2 separate regions of the Mus musculus genome follow, and region 1 is linked to region 2. The links are chromatin loops, found by intact Hi-C in ENCODE. Cell type or tissue: left cerebral cortex. All regions are shown on one strand. Links, peaks and the distances in the headings refer to the core of each region. The heading gives the core; the rest is flanking DNA. Region 1 has its middle 26 kb from the start of Cxcr3. Region 2 holds the start of Gm52429 (predicted gene, 52429).

Region 1 (15,725 bases), core at 3,113-11,112, 59 kb before region 2:
ACACCTATAATCCCAGCACTTGGGAGTGGAGGCAGAAGGATCGATTCAGGGCCAGCTTCAGTTACCTAGTGAGTTTGTAGCCAGCCTGGGCTATTTGATACATTGACATGCTTCTGCACCGCATAAGAAACAACAAAATAAACAGCCTACAAATAGAGGAAAAATATTTTCCAGATACTTACCTGGAAGACAATTTATATCATTATTATTAAGACTAATAATTTTTTTAAAGCCAGTTCTGATGGCGCAAGCCTGTAATCCCAGCTACATAGGGGGCTAAGCAGGAAAATTGGTCAGTATACACATGAAAAATGTTTGTAACCCTGCCGTTGGGGAAGTTCAAATCAAAGCTGCAGGCAGCATGGCATGGGGATACAGACAGTTGGTAGAGCTCTTGTCTGGCACGCTTGAGTCCCTGGGTTCAAAATCTAAAACCAAAACAAAAGTACACTGAACTGGGTTAATGGCCCACACCTGTAATCTCCAGACATGGAGGCTGAGACAGCAGGAGGGGTTTTTTTTTTCTTATGTACAGAAGGAAGTGGGTAAAGGACAGAAAAGTCGAAGGGAAAATGCTAGAGCAGGAGAAAAGGATAGAAACAGGAAAAGGGTGGGGAAGGAAGCCAACAGTAAGTGAAGTGAATGTGATTCGGTTGTCAGGCTTGGAGGTGGGTTCCTTTAACTTGCTGAGCAATTTTGCTGGCCTAAAAAAATAATAATAGAAAAAAATCGTGGTGACGCATGTCTTAATCCCAGCACTCAAGGGGTGGAGGCAAGAGAATCATTTGAAGTACAAGGCCGTTTGAAGTACGTAGCAAATAGACCCTTTTTCAAAACCACAAAAAGAAAAAAAGACGTGAGCAGGCATTAAGTAGGTCGAGAAGTCATAGAGACCATGCTTTGAAGTTAAAGGAAAGATGAGTCAACCATAGAATATTTTCCTGAGTGGAGAGCTGAGGATGAAGGAGCTCTGAGTGTATTCAGCACTGCAGAGAAGAAGATGGTGGGAAAAGTACCCAAGACAAAAGATGAATGGTCTCTGAAGCAAGCCTGGAGCAGGAACTGGGGGTAGGAGCTGGGGTGACAGTCATTGAGAAAGGGAAAAGATGACTCCTTGGCCACAGCAGGAGGCTCAGGAGAGAGGCAGATGGCTTCTCTGATAATAAAGGTGACCTATAGGAGGAAACTACTTTTTCTCCTACAAATTTGCAAGGCATGGCAGAAGGGGGCTCTCCAGGCCTCCTGGAGAGCATGCAGAGAAAGGCATGTAGGAATGCCAGGTGACCCAGAGCACCTTGACAAAGCTGGCCTGGGATACTGACTTGGCAGAGACGGGGTGGAGACAAGATGGTCTGGGGGAACAAGGATGGCTTGAACTGAAACAGAGGACAGGGTGAATTTGGTGGACTGAAGAGAAGTGAATGAACTAGCTGGGGTTAAGCTCAGAAAAGAGGGTTTCCACATACAAAATCTTGAAATTGAAACTATGGTTGAGTAGAGGTGGTACCACCCTGGAGTCAATTAAAGGTGTATGGTGAAAGACAGTCAAAATGGAAGTTACTGAAAAAGTTAGGAAGCAGTTAGGTTTCCTATGATCCCCATTGCATACCTTGGAAACAAGATGGTGTAAGTAGCCAAATGTCACAAAGCTAGGAACTGCTGGACTTGAAATTTGAGCCCAGATCTGTGCATTAAATATCCCGTTGACAGTGTCACAGAAGGAACATGGTGCTGTTACCAGTGGTTAGGGTGTAAGACTAGATGTTCCCAGGTTCTTGTCCTCTTATCAAAAAAAAAACCGCCTTAAAATAAGGTTTCATACACATATGCAAAAGAATCAGATAGCTTTATTATAGAGAGATGTTCTGTCAAGTCTGACTGTGGGCCACATGACTGAGAATATTCAGTGGCACCAATTATTGTTTGCTATATCCTTTTATGGAGCTCAAGAGAAAGAGGTGGTTACTAAACGGGGGTGTTTTGGGTGGTTCTCTATTATAATTGATAGATTACAACATAATTCATTTTTCATGTTGTACATGTCCTTGCCCATTATATGTCTGATTTTAATAATATGTATGCCACTTGTATATAGACATAACATAGTAAATAGTATACTCCCTCCAAAATGACACTTGAAAACCATACTTCTTACCAGTTCAGGCCAGATCAGCCCTTCTGTTCCTGTACCTAACTACAACAGGAATACACCTGAGCAGAAACTAAATCTGATTGTTACTAGGAGTGGAGAAATCTGTATTATTGTTCAGAGACCAGATGTGTGTAGGAAGATGCAGGTGGTGCGAGAGGATGCTGCTGTTGCTAGGTGCCCTGTTTGGAGAGGAGTGTGTGAAGAAGCTCTTGGGTTTGCCTGCCTCTGTGTTTTGCTATCTGTGAGGAAAGTAACAGGGACAGGGTAAAAGGACTACAAGCAGAGAGGACAGTGCCCTGAAGGGAATTAAACATGAAATTAGTTTAAATTTACATTGGCAAGGATATGAGTTAAGTTCCTAAATTAGGGACTCAATTTTTAAATATTTGTTTGTTTATGGTTTTTTTTTCAAGACAGGGTTTCTCTGTGTAGCCCCAGCTGTCCTGGAACTCACTCTGTAGACCAGGCTGGCCTCGAACTCAGAAATCCAGCTGCCTTTGCCTCTGAGTGCTAGGATTAAAGGTGAAATTTACCGCTGCCTGACACGGGACTTAATTTTTTTTAATGCAAGATCTTGCTATGTAGCCCAGGCTGGCCTCAAACCTGTTGGCCTCTTATTTCTGTTTCTAGATTACTCAAATTCTTGGCAGATGGCACCCTGTCTGTCAGGACTTAACATTTTCATGTCATTTTTAACTAAAATGGTTCTTTGGGGAATAGTTGTTGTTCAGCAAGGTGATTCACAGAGCACTTTCACTTCATGTGTCACAGCTTCCCACAGACTCTGGGGAGATGGCAGCCATAAGCTTTAAGTGATTCAATAAGTGGAGGCGGAAGGACCCGAAAGAAACTTACAGGGCGATGTGCCAATTTCTATTCTATCCTGGTACATGCTGTTCTAGAGAAGCTCAAAGACTAACAACTACTACCACCCTGTGGGCTTCAAGGCCAGTTTCTGGAAGGAAGAGATTCTTAGCTGTTAGGGCTTCAGCAGAGGGGGACAGCAGACTCGGAGGTGCCTCCTGATCCATTTGGTGAGCAAACGCCATCATGTTTGCAAAGCGGGATCCTGTCACCAGAGGGCATTGAGAAATTGTGACCTGGGATGTGATGTGACTGGACCTGTGTTGTAAACAATCTTTCCCCATCTAGCCAGGATGGGGAACAGGAAAATCTGGTAGGAGTGTGGTTTGTGAGGGTCCTGAAAGAAAAGCTAGAGATGGGTGAGGCTTGGCTTCCGGGCACTTGCATCTGTGCAGGACCTGAGTCACAGCAGGGGCACTTGTTTCCTAGAGACTGCCTAGTCGCTCTGAAAACCTCGAGTGATGTTTATAAAAAGTTGTACTTTTGGTTTTGGAAACAGGGTCATGTTATGTAGTCTGAGTGAACCTTGAACTCGTGATCCACCACCCTCAACCTCCTGAGTAACCAGAATTACATTCACACACCACAACACCTGACTAAACATGGTTTGGTTTGGTTTGGTTTGTAGTGCTAGGGATGAGGAACGGGGCCTGTGTGATGCTGACCAGTGCTCTGCCACTGAGCTACATCCATATCTCCAGCCCTCTTTTCCTTTCTTTTTTTTTTAAATTTTTTTCACTTTTTCTTTTCACTCTTTTTTTGGGGGCGGGGCAGGATCTTCCCATGTAATACAGCTGGCCTAGAATTCACACAAATCTGCCTGACTCTGCCTTCCGAGTACTGAGGTTAAAGGTGTACATCACCACACCCAGGCCCAGCCCTCTTTTGTTTTTATTTTGAAAATAAGTGTCTTACTAAACTGCCCAAACAGGCCTTGAATCCTCCTGCCTCAGCCCTGAACATCTGGGGTGACAGCCTGCTCCACCAGGCCCTTTTATTTTTCTTTTTAGATAAAACAATTTTAAATTTAAATATATTTTGACTATATTCTTTCCCTCCCCTCTTTCCAGATCCTCTCCTCATCCCTACCCACCTAAGTTCTTTCTCAAAAAAAAAAAAAAAAAAAAAAAAACCTTCACACACACACACACCACATTAGTGTGTGGGTATGCATATGCATGGTAAGTTGCACATGGCAAATGTACGGAGGTTAGAGAGCTCGCAGAAGACCAGTACCCCAGTCAGGTGGCTCCCAACTACAGTAAGTCCTACTCTAGGGGATCTGACACCGTCATCTGTCCAGGTGTCTTAGTTAGGGTTTCTATTGCTGCATTGAAACACCATGATGAAAGTATCTTGGGGAGAAAAGAACATATTTGGTCTACTCTTCCCATGTCACAGTCCATCATCAAAAGAAGTCAGGACAGGAACTCAAACAGGGCAGGAACCTGGAGGCAGGAGCTGCTGTAGAGGCCATGGAGGGGTGCTGCTTGCTGGCTTACTCATTGTGATTTGCTTAGCCTGCTTTCTTATAGAACCCAGGACCACCAGCCCAGGGATAGTACCACCCACAATGAGCTGGGCCCTCCCTCATTGGTCACTAACTAGGAAAATGTCCCACAGGCTTCCCTACAGCCAGATGTTATGGAGACATTTTCTCAATTGAGGTTCCCTCCTTTCCGATGGCTCTAGCTTGTGTCAAGTTGACATAAAACTAGCACACTGGGTTTTTCAATCACTTTAATTTCTGTCCTGTACTCTATCTTGGTGGAGTGTGGGAAAGTTCAGCCTGAGTCATTCCTACCTTCCTGATGTCAAGCGTGGGTCTCTGAATCTTCCATAGGGCCTGGCGTGTGGGAGGGAGTACACACAGGGCGGAGGCACATCTGCTGATCAACTGTCATTGTTGTTCATAAATTTCTGCTAAGCCACTTCTCTCCCCCCACCCACTTCATTACTGTTTTGGCCAGAAGCTAAGGGAATCTGCCAGTTGGTTAGGAGGCTGATTGCTTCCAGTTCATCTCCTTAAACAAACCAAGAGGCTCTTCAGGAGTACTAATAGTAGGAAACATGTCACAGCGACCTACATAGTCTCCTCTCTTCTCTTAGCCTGGATGCATTCATCCCTTGAAGCAAACAAGCTTCATTTTAGCACAGTCATGGGTGGGGGATACAAGAAGGAAAACTGGGCCTAAGTCTATGGCAGCTAAATCAGCTGTTGAGTGGGATAATTAAAACTGATATAACATCAGGAAAGAGCTGTGTTGGCCATTACTTGGGGGGGTGCTATTGCTGTTCTGAGACAGGACTTATAGATAACCCAGGTTGGCCTTAAAAATATGTAGCCCCGGATAACCTTGAACTCTTGATCCCCCTCCCTCTGCTATGATTACAGACATGTTCCACCAGAGCTGGCTACAGTCTAACTTAAAAAATATATATATTTGTATTGGGAGGGGGGCGTCTGGCGAGATGGCTCAATGATTAACAGCACTGTTGCTCTTGCACAGGACCTCCTTTCAGTTACTGCCTGTGGATCACAGCATCTGTAACTCCAGTTAGGGGGAATCTGATGCCCTCTTCTGACTTGCGTGGACACTGGGCGTGCGTATGCTGCACAGGCATACATTTGAGCGAAGAACTCATACAAATAAAATTCATTAATTAAAAACAAAGGCATACACGGGCTGGTGAGATGGCTCAGTGGTTAAGAGCACTGACTGCTCTCCTGAAGGTCTTGAGTTCAAATCCCAGCAATCACATGGTGGCTCACAACCATCTGTAATGAGATCTGACGCCCTCTTCTGATGCATCTGAAGACAACTACAGTGTACTTAGATATAATAATAAATAAATCTTTTTTAAAGGCATGCACATAAAATAAATTGATCCAAAAAAGGAAGAGAATTTATTATTTCTTTACAGAGTGAGAGAGAGAGGGAGGGAGAGAGAGGGAGGGAGAGAGAAGGAGAGGCCAGCCTCACTTGCTTCTCCTCAGGAGCTGCTTGCATTGTTTTTGAGACAGGGTCTTTGCACTCAGACCTGGAGCTCATTGCCCAGCTAGCTGATGAGTAAGCCCCAGGACCTGCCTAACCCCACTTAGCCTAGCATTTTCATATAGGTTCTGGAAACTGGACTCAGGTCTTCATGCTTACATGATACATAAGTACTTTACCAACTAAGCTAACTCCCCAGCTCCATTTCTCTTTTTGAAACATGGAATTGTTTCCATGACTACCTCCATATCATTTCTCCTCCAGTCTCATCTTCCAGAACTTAGTCATTATGCGTGGCTCCTCTTACCCACAAGAAAGCCTGGCAAAGTGAACAGCTGGTATTTACAACCTGCACTCTGGGAGAAAGGCAGGGGTTTTGTTGTTTAGCTGTTTGCTTCGTTTGTTGGTTTGGTTTGGGTTTCTGTTTGGGGGTGTTTGTTTGTTTTTTGTTGGTTGATTGGTTTTGTGCCCATACCTGGGATTGAACCTAGGACTTTATGCCTTCTGAACAAGTTCTGGAGAGCTACATTCCCCAGGAAAAAAGGCACTTCTAATGATAATGGAGAGCAAGCCAAAGCTAAGGTGAACAGCCAACATTTTGCTACAACTACTAGCCTGGGTCTGCATAGGAGTACTTTCTTTTAACGTTTCATGAAGCCTAGGTTGGCACTGAACTCAGTACATATAGCTAAGGCTAACCTTGAAGTCATTATCATCCTGTCTCTAACTTCCTGAGTTCTATGATTAAACACAAGTATCAACATGCCCAACACATGGATCTATGGAATATTTTCATATGTAATGCTGTTTTTTTAAATCAGGCTATTTCCTAAACATTATCATTTCTTTACTGCAGAAACTTGCAAAATTCCCTCTTCTGGCTTTGAAATACATATTATTACCTGCAGTCCTCCTACCACAGCCAGCAGATGAGAGCTTCTTGCATCAATCTGACTGCAGCTATGTAGGTACCCTCTGCTTAGTCTCTCTGCAGGGGAAATTTTTCTTGGGATAGTCTGCTCCTTTCAGGTTCCAGATGTGGCACTCACAAATCCTCTTGGAGGAAGGGAACTCAGTCCTCCAACTGCTTCCCAGGCACCTCAGTTTATAATCTGTACCACCTGGCTTGTGACACAACCTAAATACCAACTAGAGTGTGTCTTGTAGCTGAAGATGCCAGTCCTGAAGGACTTCCAATGCCTCTAACTTTTGTGCTTCCTGGAGGGGCTGGAACTTCAGAAAGGTGGGCCAGGAGAGTAGCATAACCTCTGGAACCTCTCTCATTCACTTAGATGTGAAGGGCTTCTCTTTTTTCTTTTATATATTTTTTCATTTATTCATTTAATTTTGGAGACAGGATCTCACTATGAAGGTCTGGCTGTCCTGGAACTCACTGTAGACCAGGCTGGCCTCCAACTCACAGAGATCCACCTGCCTCTGTCTCCTAAGAGCTGGGATTAAAAGGTGTGCACCACTACACCTAGCTGTGGAGAACTTTTCCAACTGGCATGATAATCTTAGTGAAGTCCATGCTTTCTGCCAGTCAGAGAGCATCTGGAAGGGATGCAGTGATGAGAACAAGACAGCTTGTAAGAAGCTGGCACAGAAAACTCCAAGCAGGAATTGCTTCTCTTTCTGGGGGCTATTGCGGAGATGCTTCTAGAAAAACAAGCCTTCCCTAGGACTAGGGTTTAGCTCTGTTGTAGAGCACTTGCCTAGCAAGTACAAGGCCCCGAGTTTAGTCATCTCTGAGAACAGAAAGAAAAGTAAGTCTGTCCTATCAAGACCCAAGGTGTCTGAAAGCTCCAGGAAGCAGAACACAGACTAGGAGAGATGGAGCCCCCATCATCTTCCTTCTGCTTCTTGCTTCAGTCAGAAATGGACACAAATGGCATCTGAGCAGAGAAATCCCGGGATGCTTCTAATCAGGGCCTGGCTGCACTTCAGCTTCCCAGGGCTCCAGAGAGCCATCTCCCAGAGCAGGGAGGGCTATGAGAGGCTGAACAGCAGAGAGTGGGGCAAGTGTATCTTTGGAGGCCATATCACCCAGCCCACAAGTAGGATCTATGGGGAGTACACAGGATGTCTACTTGCTGTCCACTCTGTCTTGTCTCTCTAGAGAAATAGCCCCTGCTTGTTGCTCACAGCAGTGCTTCTGTTTTCAGTACAGAGGATTTGGGGGGGAAAAAGTGAAAGACTGTTTTTGAAATAGGCCATATCCAAGGGTTGGCCTGTAACTCACAAGCATACTACTGACTGAACCACATCCTTAGCTCCTGATTTTGTTTGTTTGGTTTTGTTTTTGAAATAGGGTTTCATGTGGCTCAGGCTGGGCTAGAACTCATTATATAATCAAGGCTGGCATTGAATTGCTGACCCTTCCTTGCTTACAAGCATTTACAACTACCATACCCCATACCTGGTTGTTTTTGGTGGTGGTGGTGGTGGTAGTGGTGGAGGTGGTGGTTTGGTTTGGTCTGGGTTTTGAGACAGGCTCTCATTCAGTAGCAAAGGCTGGCTTGGAAGTCTCTCTATAACACAGGTTGTTCTCAAATTCATGCTCCTGCTCCAGCCTCCTTCCACAGTGTTGAGATTACAAGCAGGAGTCACTATGTCAGGAATTAGTATTGAATGAATGCAGACTTTCAGTTTCGTGGCTTCGCAGCAGTGGGAATGTACTAACCACCTCTGAACCTCTGTTTTGATTCTTTGTCCTACTTCACAATGGTAGCCAAGAAGGAGGGATAAAATTTAATAGTGTAGTCTTCCTGATATTTAAAATTATTCCAAATAATCAAGAGTTTTAAAGTTTGGAGAAAGCAACTGTGAATCTGTCATTATTAGCACTGTGATTAGATTCTACCCAACAGTTACCTGGCAAAAGGGCAGGTATGCCTGACACTAGAAAAGGGGCTGCTTCCCCTCACCCCACCCTGCCCCTGCTCTCTCTTGTTCCTCTCTTCCTCTCTTGCTCTATCTCTGCTTCCCTTTCCCCCTCTCTCCACATGGCCATGGCCTGCCTCTCCTCTCCTCCTCCTCTCCTCTCCTCTCCTCTCCTCTCCTCTCCTCTCCTCTCCTCTCCTCTCCTCTCCTCTCCTCTTCTCTCTCTCTCTCTCTCTCTCTCTCTCTCTCTCTCTCTCTCTCTCCCTTTCTCTGCATCTACTACCCTCTCAACTCCCCCTCCCCATGCCCTGAATAAACTCTATTCTATACTATACCATTGTATGACTGGTTCCTCAGGGGGAAGGGATGCTTCAACATTGGCCCATGGAGGTACCCCCTTCCCCCACACCTTACCACACCTCCATAAAACATATTCCCCCTTCTCTTTCTTTTTATAAAACACAATAGTTATCCATGTCATGTCCAAGATATACTAAAATGGTTTAATTTGGGTCTTGGATGTAAGTTCAGTATTCTTTTGTTTTTATTTTTGTTGTTGTTTGTTTGTTTTTGAGACAGCATTTCTCTGCCTGGCTGTCCTGGATTTCACTCTGTAGACCATGCTGGCCTCAAACCCAGAGATCTGCCTGCCCCTTCCTCCAGAATGCTGTGATTAGAGGCATATGCCACCACTGCCTGGCTAAACACAATATTCTACATGGATATTGAAGAGGTCAGCTCAGAACCTTTGGAAAATTCGACCAGATCCCTCCCCTCTTGGAAGAGAAAGGTCATAGAGCACACAGGCACCCCTCCCCTCCAAAAAGGAGGGGCTAATTACATTCCACAGACCACAGGGTGGGAGAACTAACCTTTGGCCACCTGCAGACACATTCCTGGACCTTTGGCCACCTACAGACAAGGGAAGTTCTCGCCACCTCAATTCCCTAAAGACCAACCAGTTTAAAACTCACACTGGAACAACAATATGAACTAACCAGTACCCCCAGAGCTTGTATCTCTAGCTGCATATGTAGCAGAAGATGGCCTAGTTGGCCATCACTGGGAAGAGAGGCCCCTTGGTCTTGCAAACTTTATATGCGCCAGTACAGGGGAATGCCAGGGCCAAGAAGCGGGAGTGGGTGGGTAGGGGAGCAGGGCAGGGGGAGGGTATAGGGAACTTTCGGGATAGCATTTGAAATTTGAAATGTATATAAAGAAAATATCTAATTAAAAAAATAAAAGAATTTATATTGTTGTAGTTAACTAAAAAAAAAAAAAAAAGTCACACTGTTCTGCCAATCACATTGTGCCTAATGGCTGCTGCTCTGAAAACTGTATAAAAGCTCCCTGAATGGGCTGTGCAGGGTCGTTCTCTCTGTCTTCTTCGAGTGCAGGGCGACTCCAGCATGCTAGAACAATAAAATTCCTTGTTTTTGCATTGATCCCTGGCTCTGCATTTTTCACTCTGGCAGGGGGTGGGGAGAGGGGAGGTCTCCCAGTAAGTTAAGGCTTGCCAGAATCTTCCAATATCACAAAGTATGTCTATGAGTTCAAGAAGTCTTTACTATAGTAGGTTTTATATCATGCATTTTTTCTGACAATCAAACATTAAGGAATAAAAGAGAGCTGGAGAGTTGGCTTTGGTTAGAGCACTGACTGCCTTTCCAGAGGTCCAGGGTTCAAGTCCTAGCACACATGTGGCAACTCATACTGTCTGAAACTCTGGTCCCAGGGGATCCAACACCCTCTTCTACTTCTGCAGACACCAAGCATGCATGTGGCAGGCACACACACACACATACATATAGGTAAAATATTCATGCACATAAAATAATAAAATATTAAAGAGTGAATAGAAACGTCTGCCTGCCTTACCTTCCTAGGCAGCTGAGATATTAGGAAGCCAGTGGCTAGGGAAATCCTGGCTCCAATCCAGGGTAGGCCGGAAAGGTTATCATCATCCCTAAGATGCATCCAAACTTGGTCTGAAAATATAAAAATGAAGATTCCAAAAATAATTTCTAAGTTTCATACTGTCCTTTTTTTCCTTGCAACACTAGGGATTAATTTAAATTTTTTAAAAATTGTGGCCCTTCAGAGTAGCGTGATAAAAATCTCATGCCACCCACTTTCCTGAGCACATGAGCTATATCTTCACAGGTGAATCCATTCAATGTGCTCAGCCAGCTACTCATGCCGTGGCCACCATGGTTAGCAGCCTAAGTGTCAGGCCTTTAGTAGTAGTAGTACTGCTGCTGTTAATTCTCTGTAGCTCAGGCTGACCTGGAACTCACCGTGCAGCTAGGCTGGCCACAGTCTCACAGAAGTCATCCTGCCTTGAGCTCTTGAGTAACTTAACTTCGCCCTGCACTAGGCCAGGCTAGGCACTGATCTCCAAGCATAGAGCAGCAGTGCTAGGGGTTTGGATATGCCAAAGAGTCTAAAGCCCTTCCTTAAATGAGTGGGAAATTACAATAAGCTCATTTGAGAGAAACTAGATTCATTTCACTTTCATTACAGTACATTGGTGTATGTGTTCTCCTTGCTAGTTGTTGTGCTTGATCGCTCTAATTTATAAATTTATCTTTATCACAGGTATATACATATAAGAAACTATGGTACACTGGGCACTGAGTGGTTTCTGAAGTTCCAGGAACAGATAGAGGACACCTGACAACCTCCTCTGTGCCCCACTCCCCAGTACACTCAGGCATGTATGCCTGCTTATACCACACACACACACACACACACACACACACACACACACAATGCTAACGATGTAGCTCAATTGATAGAGTAATAGAGTACCTAGCATGCAGTTTGATCCCTAACTAGCACCACATAAAACTAGGTGTGATGGCACATGTCTGTAATCCCAGCATTCAGGAGGTGCTGTAATCCCAGCATTCAGGAGGTGAAGATCAGAGGTTCCAGGTCAACCCTGACTACCATTGTGGATTTAAGGCCAGCTTGAACTATATAAGACCCTGTCTCAAAAAAACAAACAAACAAACAAACAAAACCACAAAGGCTAGGCATGATGATGCATGCCTTTAATACCAGTATCTGGGAGGCAGAGGCAGGGAGAACTCTATGAATTTGAGGCCAGGCTGGTCCACAAATATAGTTCCAGATGAGCCAGGACAACAGAGGGAAACTTTATCTCAAAAACCACCCAAACAAATAAAAAACAAAAATAAAAATTCCAAAAGCCTGGAGCAGGGGCTCATGCCTCCAGTCCCAATACTTGGAAGCCTAAGGCAGGAGAATTTCTGTGAGTTTGAGGCCAGCCTTAACTCCAGAATGAGACTGTCTTTTAAAACAAAACAAAACAAAACAAAACAAAACAAAACAAAACAAAAAATAAATAAAAAATAAATAAATAAAAGGAGCAGTTAGCTGGCACATAGACATTCCTGAGTTCTGTTCTCAGCATTCTCCTCATCTCTCTCTCTCTCTCTCTCTCTCTCTCTCTCTCTCTCTCTCTCTCTCCCAGGAACTCTAGTAAGCTCTTTGCAGGTTCCCTTCGTCTGCATATCCTCTGGCCCTGTGGTCTATAGTTGATGACTGATCTTATGGAACATCAATGGTTCCATATATAGCCAGTGCTAACATAGACCCTAAATAACTAAAATTTCTCCAATGCAGGGAGAAAGTGAAGTCCTGGGTAAATGTATATCGTTGACATGAACATAGCCATGTCAGTGACCAATGACTCAGACCCATGAGCATGTCAAACCCTTCCCCTACTGGGGCTCAGAGTGATGGCAAAGCCTTTCTGTGGTCTGTGGTGGATGTCCACAGTGTGTATAGGATATGCCCCCCGTGGCTTTCTCCTCCTGGATGTTTATCACCTGACAGCTATCCCCCTAGAGAGACTAGCTACGAAGATTAGCTAAACCTGTCCCCTTGGTCCGGCTACATACCATAAAGCACCTCCTTGTTTAGCTATATTTATCTATATGCAAATAACCTTGTGTTCTTGTTCAGCTGGATAGAGTGATCCCCAACTCTCTCTTCAACTGTATATACAAACATGCTGAGCTTCAGGGGTGCTGTGGCTTCTCCATCTAAAAGCCCAGCTTTTCTGTGTGTGTCTGTGATTCTTTATTCCCTCCATGTCCCAGTTAAGTCAGTCCCTAGAGCTGTGCAGTGCATGGCAAAGTGGAACCCAAACAGGGACAAGGACTGTGGACACAGACTACATGGAACTTAGATCAGTCGGACAAGGGACCACTCCTGTGACAAGTGCAATAATAAAGGGAAAGGAGGAAACAACATAAAGACATAAGGATGAAGGAACAAAGGGCTAGCGGGCACACGGTTCATTCAGTTTGTCAGGCATAAAAACCTTTAGACAGTACAATGCAGCTGTATGTTAGTACTCAGAGATTTGGGGAACAAAGAATCAACGCGTAAGTCGCTATGGTGGTACTTTGGGGGAGGTTTTGAGAAATTCTGCAAGTGGGGTGATGACATTTCAGCTTCATTAGTTTCTGAGAGGCCTACCCTTGCTTTCCAGGGAAGGGGGTGATGAATTGGGCTACTAGAAATAAACTTAGAAGTCGATAAAAACCGAGGGGTGGACACCCAGCGGAGGGACCCAAGCATGTTCCCAGTTGTGCTTTCAGTTTGACTGCTTTTCAAGTGTTATATTTGCTTAAAAACCTGAGCATCAGGCAGGTGGTGGAGTCCAGGCCTGCAAGCTCAGTGTGGGGGAGAAGGTGACAGCAACCTCCGCAGCAAGGAGATGGTTGTCCCCAGCTTGCAGGCTCAGTACCACGAGAGTGGCACTGTGCCAGAGGAGGGAAGGTGGCCAATAGTGAAGAGGCATGTAGCCAAGGGGAAGAACCCTCCCTGGTTTTAAATGTTGCACAGTTGTTGGTTTTTTACAACAACCTGATTCACATAGCCCAGGGGCTCTGTTTCTGATTTGCCTGGTAATTATATCCATGCAGGTGAGATTGGTCAGAGGAGAAGCCTGCTGGGCCTGCTGGGCTTTTTGTCAGTGACTTGGTCACACCTTTTGACACCTATTTATACTAGTGATTTCTTCACTTCTGGCGGTGGTGGGGGGGAGGATGACATTTTTTTTCTAGCCATCCAGAGTCCCAGTGGGTTCCATCCAACTCTTGGGGGCAGGTTCTAGCCCTGCAATTTAAACAGGACTTAATATGGCCGACACATACATGGCGGTAGCTCCTATAGTGAGAGCAAACGTAACTGAGAATTAATTAGGACCTGCCTCCTGGGTGCTTGGACACACAATAATAAAGTGGGTGTGACCCAGTTCTGTCAGCACATCCTAGGAAAGTGGAAGGCTTATGGGCGGATTGGTTTCTCCTACTGATCCTGCAGACGACGGTCCTTGCTGAGCTTTGCAGCTTTGGTCCCTTTAACCTGTTAAAATGGTCCACTGTTTTTGTTGGGCATAGCAGCTGTCATGATCTTCCTTCTTATCATCACTATAGTCTGGTGCTACATTTGCAGCAAATCACTCCTGGAATAAGTGTGAAGATCCATGCTGAACATCTAAGAAATAAGAAAGGTGGAGATACAGGGAGCCGATGAAGCCCTGAGTGAATGTGTGTTGTACACACAGACACAGCCATGTCAAGGACTGTTAGCCTCAGACTCACAGGAAAACAGCAACGCCTCCCTTATCCCCCTCAAGTGTGAACGTTGAGAGTCATGGTGTGAAAAATGTCCTCCAAAGTTTTCTCCTCCCAGATATCCCTGAAGCTTCTTCACCATAGACTGTACCTACTGAGATTCGCTAAGCATGCTTCCTGCTCAGCTATCTACTCTAAACCCCGCTTCCTTGTTCAGTGTATATAATAAACATGCTAAGTTTCGGAGGTGCTTTGGCTTCTCCAAACAACTGAATCCAGCTTGACTATGTCAGTGTTCATCATTTCTTCAGTTCCTCGCCAGTCTTAGGGTTCCAGGACCCAAGCTGTACGTGGACAGGTCACTACAGGGATGTAGTGCTTGGGATAAGAGCACTTTGAGCTTCATAACAGAGCTGTTCTGGGGAGACATTCAATGCTACCAGTAACCCAAGGAGTTCCCATCCCCCTTAGGCATCTCCACTTGGCAAGACTAAGTGTTGGCTAAGACAGAAAGGAAGTTTGGGATAAGCCGGAGGGAAGCAAAGTCAGTGAGTTAATGTGAGAAGGGTGAGTACACACTTGTGATTTGAGTGGACGAGGGAAGACTGGAAGGGACAGAGAGGGAGGGGGAGAGGGAGAGGGAGAGAGAGAGAGAGAGAGAGAGAGAGAGAAATTTATGCATGTGAAAAACATGGGAGAGTCACACTTAGGAGTCATTACAATGATGCTGTGGCCTTTTAACTTGTCTTGTTTAAAGGATAGACTTTGCAAGGTTTAAAGATAAAGCAAAGCCGCCATATCTGGCTTATGTAAATAAAATTGTAAGGTGGTTTGTGGATACATTGCTTAGATTTAGGTATGAGAGAGGAGTGCTGATGTGATAAAACAAAGTCACAAACCTCTTGGTCCTAGGTAAATGTCTTAGGATTTTCTTTTACTGTGATAAAACACCATGACTAAAATCAACTGTGGAAGGAAAAGGTTTATTTCACCTTAAAGCTTATAGTCCATCCTCCAGGGAAGTCAGGGGAGGAACTGAGATAGAGACCAAAAAAGAGTGCTGCTTATTGGCTTGCTCTTTATTGATTTGTGCTTTGTCGTTGTAGACCTGCATTAGAGTGATTACTGATGTGGAAACTGGAGAGTCAGTTGCGTTGGATGGTGTTTTGCTAGGGCAAACATGTGAAGGAACGTTTCACTGAAGTGGTCACAGGT
Region 2 (15,725 bases), core at 4,547-12,546:
TATATCCAGAAGATTCCCCAACTGGTAAGAAGGACACATGCTCCACTATGTTCATAGCAGCCTTATTTATAATAGCCAGAAGCTGGAAAGAACCCAGATGCCCCTCAACAGAGGAATGGATACAGAAAATGTGGTACATCTACACAATGGAGTACTACTCAGCTATTAAAAAGAATGAATTTATGAAATTCCTAGCCAAATGGATGGACCTGGAGGGCATCATCCTGAGTGAGATAACACATTCACAAAGAACTCACACAATATGTACTCACTGATAAGTGGATATTAGCCCAAAACCTAGGATACCCAAGATATAAGATACAATTTCCTAAACACATGAAACTCAAGAAAAATGAAGACTGAAGTGTGGACACTATGCCCCTCCTTAGAAGTGGGAACAAAACACCCTTGGAAGGAGTTACAGAGACAAAGTTTGGAGCTGAGATGAAAGGATGGACCATGTAGAGACTGCCATATCCAGGGATCCACCCCATAATCAGCATCCAAACGCTGACACCATTGCATACACTAGCAAGATTTTATCGAAAGGACCCAGATGTAGCTGTCTCTTGTGAGACTATGCCGGGGCCTAGCAAACACAGAAGTGGATGCTCACAGTCAGCTAATGGATGGATCACAGGGCTCCCAATGGAGGAGCTAGAGAAAGTACCCAAGGAGCTAAAGGGATCTGCAACCCTATAGGTGGAATACATTATGAACTAACCAGTACCCCGGAGCTCTTGACTTTAGCTGCATATGTATTAAAAGATGGCCTAGTTGGCCATCACTGGAAAGAGAGGCCCATTGGACACGAAAACTTTATATGCCCCAGTACAGGGGAAAGCCAGGGCCAAAAAGGGGGAGTGGATGGGTAGGGGAGTGGGGGTGGGTGGCTATGGGGGACTTTTGGTATAGCATTGGAAATGTAAATGAGCTAAATACCTAATAAAAAATGGAAAAGAAAAAAAAACTGATGGCAATTAAAAAAAATACAATCTTGAAAATATTACCAGGCCAAAATAGCTCAGTGGTTGAATATTTGTACGGGTCTATGTGAGGCCCCGGTCCCATCCCTAGCACCTCAAAACAAAAACAAAACACACACACACACACACAAAAAAAAAAAGTCAAAATGCTCTCACACACATAAATATGCTTCTTCAAATACCTTCTTTCTCTTGGAAAGCGCTGGGTGGTGGTGGCACACACCTTTAATCCCAGAACTCGGAAGGCAGGGGCAGGCGGATTTCTGAGTTCTAAGCCAGCCTGGTCTACAAAGTGAGTTCCAGGACAGCCAGGACTACACAGAGAAACCCTGTCTCAAAAAAAAAAACCAAAACAAAACAAAACAAAAAAACCCTCCAGATGTGATTCTGGCATGGAGCGCAGCAGCAGTGGGTCGGCTGTGGGGGGGGGGGGGGTTGGGGGGGTTGCAGCGCGCTTGCCCCCCCCCCTCCCCGTCCCCCGTGCCTCTCCCTCTCGGACACAGCCCCACCCCTCTGCTCGCTGGGCCGTCCCAGCCGAACTATCCCCTGCAGCGCCAGCGCCAGTCGGCTCCAGGCGCCCCCAGCAGACCTCCATCATGGGCAGCCTTCCCCAGCGAAGGCCAATGGACAGGAGAATGGCCACGTGAAAAAAGCACTGGAGACTTAAACCCCAAGGGTGAAAGGGAGTCACCACCCTTGATGAGGCAGCTGGGCCTACTGGCGATGTCATCGAGCCAGCGGCCCCTAGCCAGGAAACTGAGGCCAAGCGGGAGGTCGCCCCCAAGGAGAACCCCAAGAAGAAGAAATTCTCTTTCAAGAAGCCTTTCAAGTTGAGTGGCCTGTCCTTCAAGAGAAATAGGAAGGAGGGTGGGATGATTCTTCAGCCTCCTCGCCAACAGAGGAAGAGCAGGAGCAGGGGGATCTCAGCGCCTGCAGCGATGAGGGCACTGCCCAAGAAGGGAAGGCCGCTGCCCCTGAGAGCCAAGAGCCCCAGGCCAAGGAGGCAAAGGCTAGTGCTGCCTCCAAGGAAGGAGACACAGAAGAGGAGGCAGGGCCCCAGGCTGCAGAGCCATCCACTGCACACCTGCCAGTGCTGAGCAGAATGAGTAAGGATGGGGACAGGTGGGTGATCTCTAAGCTGCAAAAACTGTGCTGTCCTTGTGAGGTCACTGCCTGGACCTTGTGCCCTGGCTGACTTCCTGTGCCCAGAAAGGAAGGGGCTTGTTGCCCCCTCCCAGCCACGTTCCCTTTTCACCTTCCTGTGGATTCTCCCATCAGCCATTTGGTCTTACTTTCTTAAGGCCAGTTGAAGACGGTCCCTTACGGTTTCCCAAGTTAGGTTAGTTTAGTGATGTGAAATGCCCTGTCCCTACCTCCTTCCCGAGCCCATCCCTGCAGAAGGCAGCTGCTGGGTTTCCAATTCTTTTCCAAGTTCGTTTTGTTTATCCTGCTTCTCAACCCCCTGAGCCAGAAGTGGGGGCTTATACTCCCAAACCCTGAGTGTCCAGCCTTTCCCCTGTTGAATTCTTAGTCTCTTATGCTGTGCCTAGTGGCACCTGGGCTGGGGAGGACATTGCCCCGTCTGGGTTTTTATAAATGTCTTACTCAGCCGGGCGTGGTGGCGCACGCCTTTAATCCCAGCACTCGGGAGGCAGAGGCAGGCGGATTTCTGAGTTCGAGGCCAGCCTGGTCTACAAAGTGAGCTCCAGGACAGCCAGGGCTATACAGAGAAACCCTGTCTCGAAAAACCAAAAAACCCAAAAAAAAAAAAATAATAAATGTCTTACTCAAGTCTCTGACTTGATAAGCAAGTGTTAGGGCTTCAGGAGGGAGGGAGGTCTGTAATGTGAAACAACTTCTTGTTATCTTTTTTTCCCCTCCCATTGTTGTAAATAACTTTTAATGGACAAACCCCAGATTTGTACTTTTTTTTTCTAACTGCTAAGACCATTCTTCCACCTGGATTTACTGTAACATTTGGAAAAGGAATAAATGTTGTCCCTTAAAAAAAAAGATACTCCAGATGTAAATGTGCATTATTAATGAAAGTAAAACCAGAGATAAAATTAAAAATCATATTTTCAGGGGAAAATGAGATTTTAGAACCTAAATGGGAAAATGAATTGACCTCTAGCTGGAGTATAACATGCTTTTGGCCTATGCAATCACTTGTTTCCGATAGCTCCCTATAGCTTAATGAAAATGAAAGCACTCCAAGCCATCTACCTCACCCTAACACTTTTTTCCTGAGTCTGTGATGCTTTGAAAATTCACAGGATAGCATGGATGTGGCCCAGTGGCAGAATGCTTGCCAGCATGTTCAAGGCCAAGGGTTCTAATCCCAATCCTACCAAACAGAAAAAACATGAATAAATACAGAAGGGGGAAGTATGTTCGTGCAAGGCATTGGAAAAACTCAGAAAACATTTTTAACTACCCTCCCTCCCATCCAAGATCAAACATGTAAGCTCTACCTTCCCCTCTGTAATTGCCTTGTTTGTTGGTTTTTGAGGTAAGAGTATCACATAGTTCAGTTGGGCCTTGAACTTGATATACTGAAAGTGGCCTTGAACTCCTAATTATCTGGCCTCTGCCTTCTGAGTGCTGGGATTAAATGTCCCATCACATTCAACTATGTTGGCTTACATCAGTGTAAACTAGGCTATGTCAAACCTAAAGTTATCTTGGCCACATATCCATCTTTGACCTGAGTTTAAGGACAGAAGCCAGAGCTGCTCTGAGTTTGAAGGAGCACTCTGCCAGTTAACTACTAGGATTTAAGGAGAGCACAAAGGCTTGGCACTTTGGCTGGATGGCTAGAGGGAGAGAAAGGAGGGGAACCAGGAGGTGACCTCATTACTCTGCATGTGCATCCCCACTTTGGGTCAGAAAGCTTCATTCAGCCAGACTCCTTCATCCCCTTGGGAGTCTCCAGTATCCACCAGACAGATGAACATGCAAAAGAAAATGTGCAAATCCCATACAAGCAAGCGCATGAGCAGCATGTATCCAGTCTTACATTTTTCAACTTTTGCCGCAATGTGCTTTTTCTGAGAAAGCCCCCCAATTTTTTGTCCACTATCAGCTGAAAGGACAATAGTTGATTCGTACAATGAAAATTGGTATCATCAAGCAGCTGACAGAAAGTGAAACTCAAGAAGAGCTATCACAGGGTAGCACCCATCAACAAGACTGCATGGGCAGGCTGCATACTGCTACCTTCTGAATGGCTCCATCTAGGGTCACCAGTAAGACTGTCACAGGTACAGAGAATTTTCATAAGGGTTCTTGGAGGCTAGGTTGCCTGAGCATCTAAGACAAGTGCAGTCTAAAGATTGGTATAGGGTGGGAAACTCTAAGGTCAAAGTCCACCTTGACTAGATAAGCCTCCAAGCTCGGGGCAATCTGGAGGACTCCCTTCACTGGCAGGGCTTCTTCTCTGCCCTTGTTTGAGGAATTCTAAGCTCCGAGACATGCCTCTACCTGAGGAATGTCATGTAGCCTTAGTTAGATTAAAGGATCAATTTCCCCATCTCCTATTAAAAACCTGTTAGCAGCTAGTATCTGAGATTCCTGAAATGCTTCCTCACGCTAATGAGGCATTTTGGTGCTTTAAGCCTTCAGCCAATGACCTTTGTCCATCATGGATGTTTCTACCCACAGCCCCTCAAAATTTTATAAGCCTCAAATCACCAAAAGTAAAGTTGATCTGACTCCCCACAACTGGCCCTGGTGTACTCACAGGGCTTCTGAACCCCACCCCCAGGCCCTTTGCCCTCATGGATCAACTAACTATCCACGAGGCTAGTAAAGTCCATATCCCCAGCAGCACCTTCACTCAATTTCTAAGTCAAACCTAGTCTTTTTTGCCTTCTTCCAAGACCCACAGTACCAATAACTTCAACCAGAGACTTTGGAACCAACAGTTAAGCGCCATTTATTTAACAAGTTTATCAAACATTTGTTATGCCAGGCGGTGGTGGTACACACCTTTAGTCCCAGCCCTTGGGAGGTAGAGGTAGATGGTTTTCTTAGTTTGAGGCCAGTTTGCTTTAAAGAACCAGTTCCAGAACAGCCAGGACTATACAGAGAAACCCTGTCTCAAAAGAAAAAAAAAAAAAAAAAAAGCCGGGCGTGGTGGCACACGGCTTTATTCCCAGCTCTTGGGAAGAAAAGGTAGGTGAATATGAATTTGAGGCCAGCCTGCTTTATAAGCCAGTTCCAGAACAGCCAGGGCTATACAGAGAAACCCTGTCTCAAAAGAACAAAAGAGAAAAAAGAAAAAGAAAAAAAAAAAGCCGGGCGTGGTGGCACACGGCTTTATTCCCAGCTCTTGGGAAGAAAAGGTAGGTGAATATGAGTTTGAGGCTAGCCTGCTTTATAAGCCAGTTCCAGAACAGCCAGGGCTATACAGAGAAACCCTGACTCAACAAAAAGAAAAAAGAAAAAAGAAAAAAGAAAAAGAAAAAGAAAAAGAAACAAACACTGCAGGGGGATTGAACATTGGGGAATGCTGATATACTGGAACATAAGGAAAATGGACAGTGGCGCTCCCTAACCAGTGGCAATTTGCAAAAAGGCCCTTTTCACTTTCCTGCCTTTGCCCCTCTGCCTCTGCCTCTGCCTCTGCCTCTGCCTCTGCCTCTGCCTCTGCCTCTGCCCCTGCCCCTTCCTCTACTTGAAGCCATGCCTTTTCGGGGACAAACAGGCTGGCCCGATGGAATGGGCTCATCAGATGTACCTGGCAGGCTGGGCATATCCTGTGAGTCACCCCTATCCTGTGGGTCAGCCAGATCCTGTGGGTCAGCCCGATCCTGTGGGTCAGCCCCATCCTGTGGGTCAGCCCCATCCTGTGGGTCAGCCCTACGGCGTTTCCTACGAGGCTTACTTGATGACATACATATGAATCTGTTCTTTCTCTTTCTTTTCCTTTGTTGTGCCAGCAGATATGCAGCCCTTTTCTTTTTGGCTTCCTCAGCTGTAATTTCTTGCTCGGGCTCCCCCATAGCAGCCTCAGTCTCCACCTCCCCCATAGCAGCCTCAGTCTCCATCTCCCCCTTAGCAGCCTCGGGCTCGGGCTCCCCTTTGGCTTCAGATTCGGGCTCCCCCTTGGCCTCAGTCTCCATCTCCCCCTTGGCTTCAGATTCGGGCTCCCCCTTGGCCTCAGTCTCCATCTCCCCCTTGGCTTCAGATTCGGACTCCCCCTTGGCCTCAGTCTCCATCTCCCCCTTGGCTTCAGATTCGGACTCCCCCTTGGCCTCAGTCTCCATCTCCCCCTTGGCTTCAGATTCGGGCTCCCCCTTGGCCTCAGTCTCCATCTCCCCCTTGGCTTCAGATTCGGGCTCCCCCTTGGCCTCAGTCTCCATCTCCCCCTTGGCTTCAGATTCGGACTCCCCCTTGGCCTCAGTCTCCATCTCCCCCTTGGCTTCAGATTCGGACTCCCCCTTGGCCTCAGTCTCCATCTCCCCCTTGGCTTCAGATTCGGACTCCCCCTTGGCCTCAGATTCGGGCTCCCCCTTGGCCTCAGATTCGGGCTCCCCCTTGGCCTCTGATTCAGGCTCCCCCTTGGCCTCTGATTCAGGCTCCCCCTCTGGCTCAAGCTCACTTGATGTCTGGTTGGAACTCCCACAAACATCCCATATTTCACAAACATCATGAGGTGAAGTCGAGTCAGAACCAATACATTCAACCCCCTCTTTTTCAAGCACCGACATTTGGGGCTCATCACTTTTCTGCTTAGTATTCTTCAAATCAGGGCTGCCATCATCATCATCATCAATAACAATTAGTGGAAGCTTCTGACCTCCGGGACGATCAATGTCAGAAGTCTCATCTGAAATTCAAGAGACATCTATAAATACACTCCTGTTCACTCTATATACAGACATCGGCAGGATATTGAGCACAAATTAAACTAAAAGTGGTTGAGTACTTGGACATTCTAAATCACAATTAAAAATCAGTTGTAGATTGTTTCCCCCCTTTTTTGTATTTGACTGAGAGCAATAACAGATAAACTTAGCAATGAAAGTATTATGCCCACTTTGAAATCACCTGTCTAAACAGCATGAGCTCAGTTGTTCCTAAAGACAAATCTGCTGCCTTGTGGTCCATAGCAAAATAAGGGGAATTACTTCAATAAAGTGGCATTTCATGTATCTCAAAAGTTAAAGTTCTCTAGCTTAGCAACTTGTTTATTTAGTCAGTTGTGGCCTGACTGAACTTTTGGAACCCACTACCTTGTACAATAATATATGGAGATAGTAGTTGGCACTGTTCACACTGTTAACCTCCCCCCAGCCCAGTCTCCACCAAGCTGGGAAGACTCCTCTTCCTTGTCATTCCTACCTCTAAAGGATGGTAAAAAAGGAAGAGGGAGGAGCACAGCTCTAGATGGATAGAATTCTATCCAGAGTCAAAGGCAGCAGAAAGAGTGGCAACTGTGTTAGGAAATAAACCAAGGTGTAGGGACCCAGCCATATCAACATCCAATACTTGATGGAGAAAGAAATGGTGGCACTGGATATGAAAGCATAAGAAACTTAAAGTTTGCAGAATCTGATTCTAAAACTACCACATGTAATAAGGCTTCAGAGCTCAGTTGTTTCTCTAAACAGAGATGATACTTGCCTCCACTGCTTATTTCACAGACTGTAGTGTTCTTTTCGTCACTGGTATTGTCGGAGTCGGATTCGGAGTCAATCACGACACAGCTAAGTAATAAGGTGGGGGAAAAAAAGAAAATATGAGCACATTCTGCTCTTTAAGACATTTTCCCATATTTCTTACAATAAGCAGGATCACTTGTTAACTTTTGGTTGTTTCCTATATCAACTCTGTCCCCCTTCATTGAAAATGACTCTATCTTTCAATTATTCCTGATTTTCCCATCTCTCTATATACATTTCCTCCTCTTGCAAACTTCCAAAAGGAGGCATCTGTCAGGTACTGAGAATAAACTGGGCCTTGTCAGAGTGCCAGTACTCAAATAGTTGTGGTGGAAGTGAAAAACTCATCAGGAGGATTATCATTTTCATCAACTTTGAGACACATTTGTATAAGAGTGCAGAGTCACAAAGGAAAGGTTCTCACTCTGACCCCTTGTGTCAACTTGACACAAACATATCACTGTTAAGCCACAACCTTTCCTCTCTTATGCATCACCAAGATCACATATTAATAAACACTACAATATAAACATTCAAGGGCTGGAGGGATGGCTCAGCACTTAAGAACAATGACTATTCTTCCAGAGGTCCTGAGTTCAAATCCAAGCAACGACATGGTGGCTCACAACCATCTGTAATGGGATCTGATGATGCCCTCTTCTGGTGTGTGTCTGAAGACAGTTACAGTGTACTTATATAATAAATAAATCTTTTTTAAAAATTCAAAAATCTAAAAGTCCCAGTCTTTAAAATTCCAAACACTTAAATTCAATCTCGCACTTGGGAGAAGGCAGAGGCAGGTGGATTTCTGAGTTTGAGGCCAGCCTGGTCTACAGAGTGAGTTCCAGGACAGAAGTTGATAAACCTTTGCTATCCTATGTACTACTCTAGCCTTAAAGAATCTTTCTTCTAAGCTAGGTGTGATGGTACATACGTTCGATTGCAGCATTCAGGAAGCAGATCTCTGTAAGTTCAAGGCCAGTTTAGTTTACAAAGGAAGTTCCAGGATAGCCAGGCTACTTAGAAAGGCCCTGTCTCAGACACAAACAAACAAACAGAGTCTGTCTTCTATGGGCTGGAGAGATAGCTAAGCAATTAAGAACACTTGCTGTTCCTTTTTTTTTAGTTATTTTTGGTTTCTCTCTTTTTTTGTTTTTTGTTTTTGTTTGTTTTTCAAGACAGGGTTTCTCTGTATAGCCCTGCTGTCTTGGAACTCACTTTGTAGACCAGGCTGGCCTCGAACTCAGAAATCCACCTGCCTCTGCCTCCCAAGTGCTGGGATTAAAGGCGTGTGCCACCACCACCCAGCGCTGCTCCTTTTAAAAGTTTTCATTTTTATTATTTATCTCGTGTGTGCGTGTGTGTTGCCTGCATGTATGTGTATGTACTATGTGCATGCAGTGTGTTTAGAGTCCAGAAGAGGGAATCAGATCCTCTGTGACTGGAGTTATAGACAGTTGTGAGCCACTATGTGGGTGTTGGGAATCAAACCTTGGTCTTCTGGAAGATCAGCCAGTGCTATTAACCACTAAGCCATCTCTCCAGCCCACACTTGCTCCTCTTGCAGAGGACCCTAGTTTGGTTCTTAGAACCCACATGGTAGCTTATAATTGGTTTATAACTCTGGTTTCAGGGTGTCCAATATTTCTCCTAGCCTTCACAGGTACTAAGCGCACATACATAAAAGTAGGTAAATGCTTATATACATAAAATAAAGAAACCATTTTTTTAAGTCTTCTTGGTTGGCATGGTGGCACATGCCTTTAATCCCAGAACTCAAAAGACAGAGGCCATGTGATCTCTGCTAGTTTGAGACCAGCCTTGTCTACATAGTGAGTTAGCCAGAGCTATATAGAATTCTGTTTCAAAAAAAAAAAGAGGCCTCTCTTAATTTCAAGCACATGATCATCTTTTGGGTCTGATCCCATTTTTATCCATTCCTCACTTGCTTTTTCCACAACCTACTGGGCTATAAAGTTCTAAATGCTTAAGCACCTTGATTTTCCTAACAGTGAGCTATTTGAATTGGACATCAATAGAATCACAGAACACTCATGAGATCACCTGGAGGCAGGATCACAGAAGACAAGATCAGAGGAAAAAATGTCTACTTTACTGATAGAAACTGGAAAATCATGGTTCAAGACATTTTAAAAAACTAATTAGCTGAACATGATGGTGTATGCCTATAATCTTAGCACTTAAGCAGATGCTACAAGTTCAAATGCAACCTTATCTATATTTTTAGTTCCAATCTGAGCTACATAGTGAGACCCAGACTCAAAAAGCCAAAAACTAGCCAAGCACGGTGATACAGACCTTTAATCCCAGCAATCAGGAAACAGGAGCAGCCAGATCTCTATTAGAGGCCAGCCTAGTCTACAGAGAGTTCCAGGACAGCCAGGGCTACACAGTGAGACTGTTTCAAAAAAGCCAAAAACTATAAATAAAAAAAGTCAAGTTTCAACAATTCTCCCACTTACCTAGCCTTTCTCTGTTTTGGCAGTTCAGGCATGTCTAAGTCAAAAAAAGAAGAAGCATTAAGAAGCATGATAAAATCTAGTAGATCATATGTATTTTATTCCTGAAAATTAGTTTATAAATTAGTGCTAGTCAAATTTAAGTTTCCCTAAGACTGGGGACATAGGTCAGTTGTAGAGTACTTACTTACCTTAGACTCTATGTCCAGCAATAAATAGACAAAGGGGGGATGGAAATAGAAGAGACAAAAGAATGAAAGACATGAAAGACAGAGAGGAAATAAAAGAAGATCCAGGAACCAAAAAGAGGTAAACAACACAAAAGGGAAACATGAAGATCTTCCCCTGCTCTTTAAAGCAGGGAACGAAGCTGTAACAACCCTGACAGAACACAAGAGGGGTCAAAGCTAGGACCAAATCAAGCCAAGTGTCTCAAATCTCATTTCAGTTATCTCTACAAAGACATTTAACACACACATTACTGTTGAAAGAGGGCTCTACTCACATTCTTTTCTTTTTCAATTTATTTTTCATTAGATATTTTCTTTATATTCATTTCAAGTGTTATCCTGAAAGTTCCCTATACCTTCCTTCCTCCCTGCTCCCCTACCCACCCACTCCCACTTCTTGGCCCTGGCGTTCCCCTGTACTGGGGCATATAAAGTTTGCAATTCCAAGGGGCCTCTCTTCCCAGTGATGGCCGACTAGGCCATCTGCTACATATGCAGCTAGAGATACGAGCTCTGGGGGTACTGGTTAGTTCATATTGTTGTTCCACCTATAGGGTTGCAGACCCCTTCAGTTCCTTGGGTACTTTCTCTAGCTTCTCCATTGGGGGCCCTGTGTTCCATCTTATAGATGACTGTGAGCATCCACTTCTGTATTTGCTAGGCACTGTCATAGCCTCATACGAGACAGCTATAACAGGGTCCCTTCAGCAAAATCTTTGTGGCATATGCAATAGTGTCTGGGTTTGGTGGCTGATGCACTCACTGATAAGTGGATATTAGCCCAGAAACATAGAACACCCAAGATACAATTTGCAAAACACAAGAAAATCAAGAAGAGGGAAGACCAATGGATGGATAATTCATTCCTCCTTAGAATAGGGAACAAAATACCCATGTAAGGAGTTACAGAGACAAAGTTTGGAGCTAAGACGAAAGGATGGACTATCCAGAGACTACCCCACCCGGGGATCCATCCCATAATCAGTCTACTCACATTCTTTACTGCTGCTGCTGCTGCTGCTGCTGCTGCTGCTGCTGCTGCTGCTGCTGCTGCTGGTGGTGCTGCTGCCACTGGTGCTGCCACTGCCACTGGTGCTGCAGCTGCCACTGCTGCTGCCACTGCTACTGCTGCTGCTGCTGCTGCCTGAATCCATGTTCAGAAAATAACTAGAGAGAGAAAAAGAGATTTTTAAAATGAGGGCTACCAACAACATAGTCCATAAGGTATCAATGTCGGGAACAACCAGTTTCTGAAATGCAACATCAGAAAATGCTTTAAGTCATTAAATGAGTTCAGGTTGGTCTTAATAGCAAGACGTTACCCACAAACCAAAATAAAGATAATGTCTTAGATTAGATCCTGGCTGGCTTTAAACCCTCATATAATGGAAGATGACCTTGAAGTTTTTATCCTCCTCCCTCTTTCCCCTCTTAAGGACTGGGATTACAGTACTGTGCCTGCCAAACCCAGCTTTAATGCAATGCTGGTGACTGAACCCAGGGTTTGATGCAGAGTAGGCAGATACTCTTATCAACTGAGCTACATCCCAACCCCTATAATTTACTCTTTTAAAAAAGGTGAGTGTGGTGTTGCATGCTGTCATCTCAGAATTTGGAAATCTGATGCAAGAGGATCCCTAAGAATTTGGGCCCAGCATAGACTTTATAATGAAACTCTGGTCCAGCTGTGTTAGAGAGACTCTCCCCCAAAAAATCCCCCAAATATTTACTTTTTGTAGATTAAGAAAAAGTCAAAAAAAAAAAAAAAAAAGCCAGGTGGTGGTGGCGCACGCCTTTAGTTAAATCCCAGCACTTGGGAGGCAGAGGCAGGAGGATTTCTGAGTAGCCTGGTCTACAAAGTGAGTTCCTGGACAGCCAGGGCTAAACAGAGAAACCCTGTCTCTAACAAAACAAACAAACAAACAAACAAACAAAAAACTAAAAAACCAAAAAAAAAAAAAAAAGAAAACCCCAAAAAACAAAAAACAAACAAACAAAAAAGCCAAAAGCATATAGTGGATCCTTAATCCACTTCAAGCTTTATTTCAACATGAGTAGTTTTTTGCTCAACCCCTATTCTCCCTAAAGCTGCTCTTATGGTGTGACAGCCACAGCTGAAGTCACCCCTGCAGCCGAACTCGATCTAGCTGCAGCTCAGACTGGCTGGATCCGGCGCGGGGGAGGGGGGGAGTCTTTCTGAGCTCACTCTAGTCTGGCCTAGCCTCAACGAGCGAGCTACTCCGGGACCCGCCGCAAGAGGGAGCCACAGGAGGCCTCGCGACAGCCCCTCTTACTGCGCAATGGCCCGCTCTGTCTCCACGGCTTCCCATTGGCTGCGCAGACCTCGGGCTTCTCCAACATTCCTGTGAGATCCTGCGTCCCATCCCAAGAGCTGCCGCCATTTTCTGGAATTTTCGAGAAACGTAACTGCGCTCCTCACCTCTGGGAGCTTCCACCAATCAGGCTTCGATCCTGCCCCTCACTCCTCCTGCTAGGCCACTAACTACTACACTGGCTATGGTCGTCCTAACTGTTCCCTTGGTCTGACACCCTAAGCCTCAATTTACCAAGTAGTCCCCTGCCCCGCCAACACAGCAACATTTCTACCCTCTTGGGACATCTCCACGAAGCTGTGGCCTCCCAACTATGTGCAGGCCGAGATGCACCATTCTTCCAAGGCATGCTAAGACTAGGCACAAGACTAGGTTCCAAGCCACCGTTGTCCCTGTCCCAGACTCGGCCTTTTCCGTCGCGTGTCCCACCCGCCTCGGCTTTTTCCGTCGCCCGTGTCCCGCGGAACCCCTCGGCTTTTTCCGGCGCCTGTGTCCCGACACCCCTCGGCTTTCTCCGTCGCCCGCGCCCCCCCCTCGGCTTTTTCCCGCGCTCGTGTCCCGAGCACCCCCCTCGGCTTTTTCCCGCGCCCGTGTCCCGCCACCCCTCGGCTTTTTCCGTTGCCGGCGTCCCGCCACCCCTAGGCTTTTCCGTCGCGTGTCCCACCTTCCTCGGCTTTTTCCGTCGCCCGTCCCACCCTCCTCGGCTTTTTCCGTCGCCCGTGTCCTGCGCCCCCCTCGGCTTTTTCCCGCGCCCCTGTCCCGCCACCCCTCGACTTTTTCCGTCGCTCGTGTCCCGCGGAACCCCTCGGCTTTTTCCGGCGCCTGTGTCCCGACACCCCTCGGCTTTCTCCGTCGCCCACGCCCCCCCCCTCGGCTTTTTCCCGCGCCCGCGCCCGCGTCCCGCCACCCCAAGGCTTTTCCGTCGCGTGTCCCACCCTCTTCGGCTTTTTCTGCCACTCGTGTCCCGACACCCCTCGGCTTTTTCCGGCGCCTCCCCCCCTCGGCTTTTTCCGGCGCCCGTGTCCCGCCCCTCCTCGGCTTTTTCCCGCGCCTGTGTCCCAACCCCCCTTGGCTTTTTCCCGCGCCCGTGTCCCGCCCCCCCCTCGGCTTTTTCCGGCGCCCGTGTCCCGCCCCCCCTCAGCTTTCTCCGGCGCCCGTGTCCCGCCACCCCTCGGCTTTTTCCCGCGCTTCCCCCCCCCCTCGGCTTTTTCCCGCGCCCGTGTCCCGCCACCCCTCGGCTTTCTCCGCCGCTCGTGTCCCGCCACCCCTCGGCTTTTTCCGGCGCCCATCACCACCCTGCCTCGGCCTTCTCTGTCACCTGTAGTCTGTGCCCGCCACAGCCCCGCCCCGCCCCCCTCTCCTTCTTCATCGTCCGCGGCCCCCTTCCTCAGCCGCTGCCTTCCTCGCGCCCTTCTCAAGACCACCTATCCTCCTCCGCCGAGTAACCGACGGCCATCGGCCATGTCTGCCCCCGCAACCCCACGACCATCTCAAGACTCAAGAGTCTATGGGCCCTGCCGCCGCACCCCCACTTCCTCATGCCCTTCTCAAAACCACCCCACTCGAGTGCCGCCATCGGCCCTGTCCGCCCCCACATCCTCACGACCGTCGTCTCAAGTCTCAAAACCACCTCACTCCGGCGTCTACCAGTCCGCCATCAGCCCTGTCCGCCCCCCATCCTCACGACCGTCGTCTCAAGTCTCAAAAACCACCCCAACTCGGGCGTCTACCAGTCCGCCATCAGCCCTGTCCGCCCCCACATCCTCACGACCGTCGTCTCAAGTCTCAAAACCACCTCACTCCGGCGTCTACCAGTCCGCCATCAGCCCTGTCCGCCCCCCATCCTCACGACCGTCGTCTCAAGTCTCAAAAACCACCCCAACTCGGGCGTCTACCAGTCCGCCATCAGCCCTGTCCGCCCCCCATCCTCACGACCGTCGTCTCAAGTCTCAAAACCACCTCACTCCGGCGTCTACCAGTCCGCCATCAGCCCTGTCCGCCCCCCATCCTCACGACCGTCGTCTCAAGTCTCAAAACCACCTCACTCCGGCGTCTACCAGTCCGCCATCAGCCCTGTCCGCCCCCCATCCTCACGACCGTCGTCTCAAGTCTCAAAAACCACCCCAACTCGGGCGTCTACCAGTCTGCCATCAGCCCTGTCCGCCCCCCATCCTCACGACCGTCGTCTCAAGTCTCAAAACCACCTCACTCCGGCGTCTACCAGTCCGCCATCAGCCCTGTCCGCCCCAGCATCCTCACGACCGTCTCGAGACTCTCTGAAGATCACCCCACTCGGTGACTAATGGTTGTCCGCGTCCCGCCCGGCACCCCAGTTCCTCAAGAGCTTCTCAAGGGCTTCGCATCAAACCCAAGGTCCCAGCTACACCCCCGGCCCCACTCGGCACTTTTTTTCTGTGTGGGAAAACGGTCCGAAGGTTGCCAAGTTCCCACACAGAACCGAAGGCCCATTTGCGTACCTGTTCTCCCGTGTCCGGGTCCGCGTCTGGTCCGGTCTGATCTGGCCTGGCAGAAGGTCTCAACCGCCAACGGCTCCCCGAGCGGTCTAAAATGGGCGCGCGCGCCCCGCGCCTTTTATAGGGCAGTGCCCCCAGGGACCATGGGAACTGACGTGTTCCCGCCTTTTCTGCCCCCACCTACCACGCATGATCATAAGGCAAATTTGAATTCTAGAATTATGAATTTGTGATACCAACTCCAGTGTTTCTGGTACTGGATATCACTGCACCGCACTGAAGTGCGCCATTTGAATATAGAGTTGTAACTCAAGTCCGAATCTGCCACTAACGGGTAAAGGTCTCAAGCAACCCACGCATCCATTTTGTTTTTGAGATCTGGTCTGTGTAGACCAGGCCGGCCGGGAATTCATAATCCTCCTTTGCCTTTAGAGCCATGGGATTACAAATGTGTACCACTATCCCCGGCTTCTAGCAACTTTCTGATTGACTGAAAAAATACCAAATTGTCTTTTTTTTTTCTTTTTTTTTTCTTTTTTTTTTTTTTTTTTTTT

The links. Hi-C counts contacts between places; a loop is a spot of excess contacts. Peaks named below come from ENCODE experiments on the same cell type or tissue, not always from the same donor. Only the 100,000 strongest peaks of a DNase experiment are listed, where the experiment ranks them.
Region 1: a loop joins it to region 2, with 2.1 times the contacts of the local background. A loop is called at or near these places in 3 of 42 quality-filtered maps.

The regions. Positions count from the first base shown.
Region 1 is chrX:101,752,569-101,768,293 of GRCm38, reverse strand. No RefSeq gene overlaps it. Among named protein-coding and RNA genes, the nearest start is that of Cxcr3, 26 kb to the right of the region's middle. In left cerebral cortex, for the core only: no CTCF peak of the experiment used is centred there; a DNase peak (open chromatin) is centred at 6,235; H3K27ac peaks cover 299 bases.
Region 2 is chrX:101,695,373-101,711,097 of GRCm38, reverse strand. It overlaps Gm52429 (predicted gene, 52429), which reads right to left and starts at 15,262. Exons shown (of 5, transcript NM_001382234.1): 1 at 15,175-15,262; 2 at 11,359-11,531; 3 at 10,138-10,171; 4 at 7,617-7,699; 5 at 4,899-6,819. The coding sequence starts at 11,518. The coding sequence ends at 5,573. It also overlaps the pseudogene Marcksl1-ps5. In left cerebral cortex, for the core only: no CTCF peak of the experiment used is centred there; a DNase peak (open chromatin) is centred at 7,962.